2 separate regions of the Homo sapiens genome follow, and region 1 is linked to region 2. Evidence: chromatin contacts called from ENCODE Hi-C data. All regions are on one chromosome and are shown on one strand. The core of a region is the stretch at or near the end of the contact, and the rest is flanking DNA. Distances in the headings are between cores, read along the strand shown. Region 1 holds the start of LINC00954 (long intergenic non-protein coding RNA 954). Region 2 has its middle 120 kb from the start of LINC00954.

Region 1 (3,788 bases), core at 1,199-3,698, 120 kb before region 2:
ATGATCCAATCGGGGTAATGCGTATCCATCACCTCAAACCTTTATCATTTCTTTGTGGTAAGAGCATTCAAAATCCTCTTATAAATATACAATATAAATTATAAATATGATAAATATACAATATACTATTGTTAACCATAGTCACCCTACTGTACAATAGAACATTAAAACTTATTCCTCCTAACTGGAATTTTGTACCTTTTAACCTATCTCTCCTACACTTCCCAGCTACCTGGAACCACTATTCTATAGTCTCTACTTCTGAGATCAGCTTTTTCAGATTCCACAAATGAGTGGGGTCACGTGGTATTTGTCTTTCCGTGCCCGGCTTGTTTCACTTAACATAATGACCTCCAGGTTCATCCACGTTGCTGCAAGGGACAGGATTTCATTTTTTAAAAGTGGCTGAATGGTATTCCTGTGTGTGTGTGTGTGTGTGTGTGTGTGTATCTAATCTATTTCACATTTTATCCATTCATCCAACTGAGGGACTGAGAGGGACTTAGGTGGATTCTATATCATTGTGAATAGTGCTGCAATGACCATAGGAGTGCAGAGATCGCTGACATTCTGATTTCCTTTCAACTTAATCAAATCTTGTTTCCCGAAAAGGGTCTATTTCATGGCTGATAAGGCTTAAGTACTAAGGGACTTGGTTCCATGAAAATATCAAGTGTGGCCTCACTTCATAGAACGAAGGAGGTAGTTTCGGCCCCAGGAGACCCAGCATTCTGGCTGGGGTTACCTGTGCTCACCTCCATGTAGTTCCCTTCAGAGAATCTTCCTCGAGGCCCATGTGAAATAGGGACAGGACATGGTATAGTTGTAGGTGGTTTCTTCACCAGCTTCCATGAACCCAGACACCTCGATGTTCACACTGAGGGAAAACCATCTATTATCCTGGAAGAAGGGCAAGAAAGCACCGAAGTCCCAGGGAAGATGAGGCAAGAATCAAATAGGGAGGTTTGGCCCAGTCCCACCTGGCTCAGTGGGACTGAGGTACGGGTCTCTTGTTAGTAGACAGACGGCTGGAGGTGTGCAGGGAAGGGAGCATGATGAAATAGAGCAGGTAGAGATGCACAGAAGAGACTTAGGATTTAGTGATCTGACACTAATCTCACCTCTGTTCTGTTGAAGTGCTCCTGCTAGCTCCCTATACCTTTGAACCCCTAAATCCAGGCATAGCTGGGGCCCCAGTCTCCCCGTCCACCTTGCTGACATCGTAGCCAGGTTAAACCCTGCTATCCCACGAGTCTCCTTCTGATTGCTCTCATCTGCAGTTCTACCCCATGCCTCATCTGAGCGCAAGGTGCCTGCATGCGGCTTCCTCTAAACTCCTACAGCTTTGGGCCTCCTGCCACACTCTGGCAGTTCCCAGCTGTCAGTTACAGCCACCTGGAAATGCTCTTTTTTTTTTTTTTTTTGGTCCACCTTACAAAGGTGATCTATTCATTAGAGGTCAATCCTGGCAAGGCAAAGATGGAACTGTGGTCTCTGTTCTTAGACACAAGAGGACTCTGCAGCTGTGAAGACAGCCTGTGCCAGGCGGAAGCGATCTGCATCCAGGAGGGGATGCTGGATTCCCCAAATGTCCTCAGTGCTGAGGGCAGGGCCAGATTTCTTCCATATGAATCTTGGACACCTGTTTCCTGGGCAATTGAACAAGGGCATCTCAGAAGCTTGCTCACCTGGTTGACCACATGACAGGCCAGTACAGAGGCCCTGAAGGTTTCCCCAGGCGTCTTCAGACAACACGTAGCCACAGCGTGGGGCCACGGGAGGTGCGGCAGCTGGGCATCCAGGGGTCTGCAGTGGAAGGAGTATGGTCACCTGCCAGCCTGGAGGAGCCTGGGGGTCCTCAGAGTCCCTGGCACCAGAATCACTTAAGGCAACGCTGAGGGCTGGTCCCAGGGAAGCAGACCCAGGGCGTCTCATAGCGGGTGGGGACAGGCAGATGGGTGGGAGAACCGATGCTGGGCGGCAGGCTGTGGGGGGCAGCTGCGCGATTCTGTATCCTTGCTGGACCCCAGGCAGGCCAGTCTTTCTGGGTTGGGCGGGCTAGCAGGGAACCTGGGTGGGCTGGGGGTCAGGAGGTTGTTTTGGGGACACCGGGCTGCAAAAACCCATGAGTCCTTCCCCTGTCACCAGTAACTTCCGCGTAGAAGGCTTTGTTGTCTAGAGAGCCTCATCCGGAAGATGCCGGCGGGGCAGCTGCTCTCCACGAAGCCTGTGAAGCCCGGGTCGGTTCGGGTCAGTTAGAGAAGGCGCGGCCCCTCCCTGCTGCCCTGTGGGAACTCCACGTGGGAAACGGGGGGCTTGGCGGGCACTTGCATCCCATCCTTCACTGACCTGGGCGGAGCGAGAGGGTCGCTTGAGCGCCGAGGCCGGGGCCATGGCGACAGGAGCAGAAAGAAGAGCCTAGGCAGGAGAAGCGGGCGGGTTGGGCACGGCGAGGAGGAGCAGGAGGGGGCGGAGAGTGGGACGACCGGGCCACACCTACCCTGCAAGCAAGGGGCCCGCGGCGGGGACTCCACTACTGGGCTGGGGCGGGTCACGCGCTGCCCGGGGCTTTATCCGCGAGGCCTCCCAGGCGCTCCACCAGGTGTGGAAGCCAGGTCAGGTGCGCTCCGCCCGGGTGAGCTGCACTTCACTGCGGTACCCCAGCCTCAAAATTCCCCGTACAGTTCTGGGAGCCCTTCACGGCTATGCCCTAGGTGGACTTCACACTTCTGGGACAAATTAAGAGTGTCCTAGGATTCTTGGATTCAGCTGTTAAAAAGAAAAAATAAAATCTTCGGTTTTTCTTAAAATGTGTTTTAAGCATAAAAAATACATAATACAAATGCACAGTTTAAGGAAGTGATTCTACAGCAATCACATCATGTTCTTGATCACCCACAGCGAAGTATTGCTGGCACCCCTAAACCTCCCCTGCCTCCTCCTCAGTGGTCCCGATTTATTCAACTAGCCTTATCTGTTCTCCCGGTTTTAACATCACTTTCACGGCTGCGGAACTTCTGTGCAGAATTGTTCCCATTCTCTTGAAGGCTTAGGTTGTTTGCACTATTTAGATGTTATAAATAATGCTGAGACAAATATTTGTTCACAAGGATGATTTCCTTAGGATAAATTCTCAGTACAGATGAGGAATTTTCAGCCAATAGCCATCTTTATTTTCAAGGTTCTTGGAATATGTTGCCACAGTTTCCCCCCAAAGAGTTTTGCCAATTAACCATCCATCGGCAAGTCAAATCAATAAGTGCCTACCCTGAGCCAGTCCCAGGGAATAAATGGCAGATCCATGTTTAAGTCTCAGTTCCATCACATCCTTGCCAGCATTTGGTTTTAGTTTTCTGAGATTAAACAAATTTTTTAGTTTGCATCTCTCTGACGTTAGAAAGGCAAAACTCCCACGTGTGTCTGCTTGCTAATTAGAGCATCTTCTAATTGTATGTGTGAACTGTCCATTTACTTCTTGGGATGTTGATGTTGACCTGAGGCACTTGGATGTATTCTTTATGTGGTAGAGATAGTTGCCCTTTGCCATTTTTGTATGTTTTCAGAGCTGAGTGAGACCTGGAATTCACGTGGTCCAAACTCCTTACCATGGGTTGAACCGTGAGCCTCCCTCCGCTCCCCTCCACCCCAATTCTGCCACAAAGATATGTTCATTACCTAACCTTTAGAACCTGTGAATGTGACCTTATTTGGAAACATAGCCTTTGCAGAAGTAATTGGGAGTCTGAGAAGAAGAGTTCATCCTGGATCATCTGGGTGGATCCTAAATC
Region 2 (3,951 bases), core at 947-3,446:
CAATACCTACCTTTACTATGAGCGATGCACTCTGAACATTATATTCCATTCTTCCATTTAAAAGAAGAATGTTGTGTAAAGCTTGTTGTGTCCCATTACACTGATTTCACAAACCCACTGACGTGCTTCCCACAGTTCCAAAAATGCAGATCAGGTAGAGGCAGGAGTTGGACTGGAGAGCAGGCAAGGCTGAGAGGCCCAGGGGAGATGGCATAACCTTGACCTCTATATTTTTTCAGCGGGAAAACAACTGCATGCCCCTGGCAAGGTTTGTTGTAAAAGTTCGATGAAGTAATCTGTGTAAAGTACTTAGTACGGGGCTTGACATTGCCAGCATTTCATATCCATTAGAGATGCTGCCGCCGCCAATGACGATAATGATACTGATTTTGATTTCCGTCTTCTTGGATTGTGAATGTACCCTGCTGTCCGCTGTGACGCTACCTCCTTTCCTAAAGCCGCCACCACTGGCATAAGGTTGCCAGCCACATTTGTAGCTGTTTGCAAGCTCCTCAGAGAAGTGAGATGCATGTTGAGAAGATGCTGGAGAAGAATCAGAGCTTTGTTTAGGGCCTACAGTTAAGGCTGGGACCTCGATTTGTAACATCTGCAATGTGTTTGCAGCATGAAAGATTCTCTTGCACTTCCTAGGCTTGGTAAATGATGGAGACAAAGGACAGCAATGTAGAGAAGCAGAAAAGATGTCAGCCAAAAATGGCAGAGGAAAAGGTCATAGACTGGGCAGAGGCTGCCTGGAAAACAGTGGTAGACCGGGAGTCAGGGCAGGCAGTGGCCACCAAGTTGTTCCACGTTTTGGGCAAGTCTTTCTTCATGCTCATTCTTGATGGTGAGAAGCTCTGTGTCTCCCTCTCTCTCACCTGGACCTCTCTTCCCTGGCTCTGACATGGGAGAGGGCAAGAAGACAGGAGGGAGAAGTGTGCTATGGGAGTACCTAGCCCTGAGCTGCTGGGGACCGAGGTGGACAGGCCCGGCACCTGGAAAGAGACCTCTCAGGCCTGCCTGGGAGAGGCAGGTCACCTGGCTCAGGGCTGAGCAGCCACACCCATTTTGGTCGCAGCCTACAGGAAGTCCTCTTTGGAGCCCTCTGGCTTGCGCCCTCTGTCGTGTGGATTTGGCACATTGCAAAAACAGTGGGCTCCTTGCCCCTTCCACATGGCTCATATGTTTTCGATTCCCTCTCTTCTCTAAAGTGAGCTGGAGATGTTGGTGTCACAGCAGGGCAATGCCGTGAAGCCTGGAAGAAGGGGGGCAGGGCAGTGAGAAGCCTGGGCCTCTGGGTGGGCTGGCCTTTGGAGAGCAGGTTGTTAAGGTGGTCAGCTCCAGGCAGTCGTAGATCTTTGCAGGCCTGACCTGGCCTGTTAAACCCCTGGGGGTGATACCAGAGAGCCCGGAGCTCATTGCTGATACAAATGTAGGCTGCGATTCTGAAGGCAAAGGTGGGCCATGGTTGGCCTTCCTAGAACCCTCTGGCTCCCAGTGGTTGGATGCCCCTGCTTTCCTCTGCAATGCCCCATCCCTCAGGGCGTTGGCCAGTGGCAGTGACTGCTGGCCTCGGGAGCCCAGGCTGAGGCCAGGCCAGTGCCCATGCAGCTTTGTGCTGCTTCTTCATCTGTGGCCAGACAGCCTGGTGGGTGCTTGTTGGTGCCACGAATAACATTTTGCTAGAGTGGAAGCCCAGAAAAATTCTTCTTTTGTTAGGTTTAAGTCTCTCCCTGAGATATCCCTTTTTCCACTCTAAAAATAGCTGCCTAGCACAGTTGCTACATTTGAGTCACCCACTCCCTGCTTAAGTACAGTGCTCACACTCCCTGCTTAAGTACTGCTTAAGTACAGGGCTAGGTGAAGGTCAGAGCCTGCGTCGTTTGCCCCTTCTCCCTTCTCTGTCTCTGTCTCTGTCTCTAAAAACCTCACAGTTAGTTACATGAAACAGTAAATGAACACTTGCTGTTTTGTAGAGCGTCTTCTCTTTGTCTTGCTCTGTGTTCTGCTCAGTGCAGGTAGCAGGTGCCATGCCAGGCCCAGGCCTTGTTTTCTGAGGCTTCTAGAGGGACTCAAGGGGCACTGTAGCCCCTTGGAGACCCAGTTGTACCCTGAGGAAGGGCTGCGAGGGAAGGGAGTTCCTCTCGCCTGGGGACTCGGGAAACTTCCTGGAAGAGGCTCACCCGTGGCCAACCTTGGAGGTGGGGGCATTGCCATGGCATGCCTGGCCCAGCTGGGGTAAAGGCTGGAGGGCCCTGGGTGGTGAATTTCAGCCCTGACCCAAGCTCCCCTAAGTCTTTGCCTTTGTGAGCTGGGGGAGCCTCAGGGCAGGCTCTTCGGTACCACTCAGGTGGGTGAGTGATGAGGACGTGGGCCCGGGGTCAGGCACACGCTGCATGCTCTCAATCCACTTGTGGGTCTGGCTGGGGGTTGGGGCGGGGGCACTGTCCACTGGAGGGCACTGCAGCACCACCTTGGGCCACCCTGGCAGCCCCTCTACCTTAAGAATAGAGCTTGTCTACTTCCTGCAGCAACCTCATGGTCAGCTCTAGAGACAGAGACAGGCCAGGTTCCGCCTGTCTAGCGATGATCTCCTGTGGGGCTGGGGCCTCCAGCGGGGTGCTCTGACACACAGTTTCCGGCACACTAGGCCCAATGTCTCCACATACCCCATGCCTCCCACCTTCATTCACATGGATCTGTACAGACATACATGTTCACCATCACACACAAACATGGGTCCACACATACACATTCCCAACCACACACATCTATACACTGACTGTCACACCATGTCAGTAACACACACACACACACACACACACACACACACACATGCTCTCCCACTGCACTTCTGTGGTGTACGTCGTAACATGACTGGCCCAGCCATGTGCCCCACACATGCAGGCGGCCTGGTGCAGCTGTTTGTGTGGTAGGGCTGATGTCATGTCAAGAAATTTCGTGTTATATTTAAAATGACACCTGTAAAAATAATCGTCAATTTGCAATTTAAATACTGTAATACTCAATTATGTGAACTGACAGGAAGTGCCCCAGTGGCTTTGGAGAACAACACGCTTGTGTGCCGCCACCCTCCAGTGTGCTGGGAGCTGCGAGGTGGGGACAAAGCCCAGCCTTCTTCCTGAGCCACCTGCAAGGTTGCCGGGGTCTAGGGCTTGGTGGCTTCTATACCCTGAGCGGTGCCCAGCGCTGCCTGCTTGCTGTCTGCACATCCCTCTGTCCTCCTCTCCCAGCTGCTTCCCGAGAGAGCACCTCTTGGGGATTTAGCCAGGCAACTCGAAACACAGTTTCCACCCTGGGAAGACAGGAGGCTCTGGCGTGACTTTCAGCCGTCTTCCGGCCTTGGGTTACAGTCTGAACTCTCAGAATAACAGGCCAAAGCCACAATCCCTTGGCCTCACGAGACAATTTTGCCATTCTGCAGCCCCTTTCTCCCTGCCCCTTAGTCTTTCACACGCAGCATAAAGTCTGTAGTTTGCAGTTTCGCAGTTTGGAACCCGCAGCCCCAAGAACCCAGCCCCACTTCCCAAACACCACACCTGTGTCTCCATCTGGCAGCGCAGCCACCCCTGGTCGCCACGGAGCACAAGCGGCAGGGTATACTAAACAGCACACTAATGGTGGTGCTAGCCCCTGCATTCACACCACTCCTGAGAGTCCCTCAGCTCAGCCTCACAGCCCCCAGCCACTGGCCATCCCAGAGCTTACAGGCTGAGCTGCACCCACACAACATCAGCCTGTGGGTGTTCTGCAGGCACCCCATGCTGAGCACACCCACACTGAACACCCTTCTCTCCTAGACTCACTCTTTCTTCCCTTTTCTTTTCTCCCACTGTGAGTGACTGCCCCTCACTCCCAGCTAACCATGCCAGAAAACAGGTCTTTGTTTTTGTCTTCCCCGGCTTCTTTGCCCACCCTGGCACCCCAGCC

What was found. Hi-C counts contacts between places; a loop is a spot of excess contacts on that map. Pooled maps may share reads with other maps.
Region 1: a map of K562 shows a loop between it and region 2 (2.5-fold over the local background). The contact joins the promoter of LINC00954 here to the enhancer-like site in region 2. A Hi-C loop is called at or near these places in 11 of 168 maps with a recorded cell type or tissue (HUES64, HepG2, IMR-90 and 7 more), 4 of 37 single-sample maps with no recorded cell type and 10 of 50 pooled maps.

Annotation. Positions count from the first base shown.
Region 1 is chr2:19,867,514-19,871,301 of GRCh38, reverse strand. It overlaps LINC00954 (long intergenic non-protein coding RNA 954), which reads right to left and starts at 2,448. Exons shown (of 10, transcript NR_033875.1): 1 at 2,350-2,448; 2 at 1,689-1,806; 3 at 756-900. RefSeq lists an enhancer at 2,687-2,736.
Region 2 is chr2:19,745,341-19,749,291 of GRCh38, reverse strand. No RefSeq gene overlaps it. Among named protein-coding and RNA genes, the nearest start is that of LINC00954, 120 kb to the left of the region's middle. Within about 2 kb of position 2,196, at least 2 of the 41 ENCODE cell types and tissues checked have a DNase peak (open chromatin) inside an H3K27ac peak, as active enhancers do; they include tibial artery, where a contact is called at or near this core.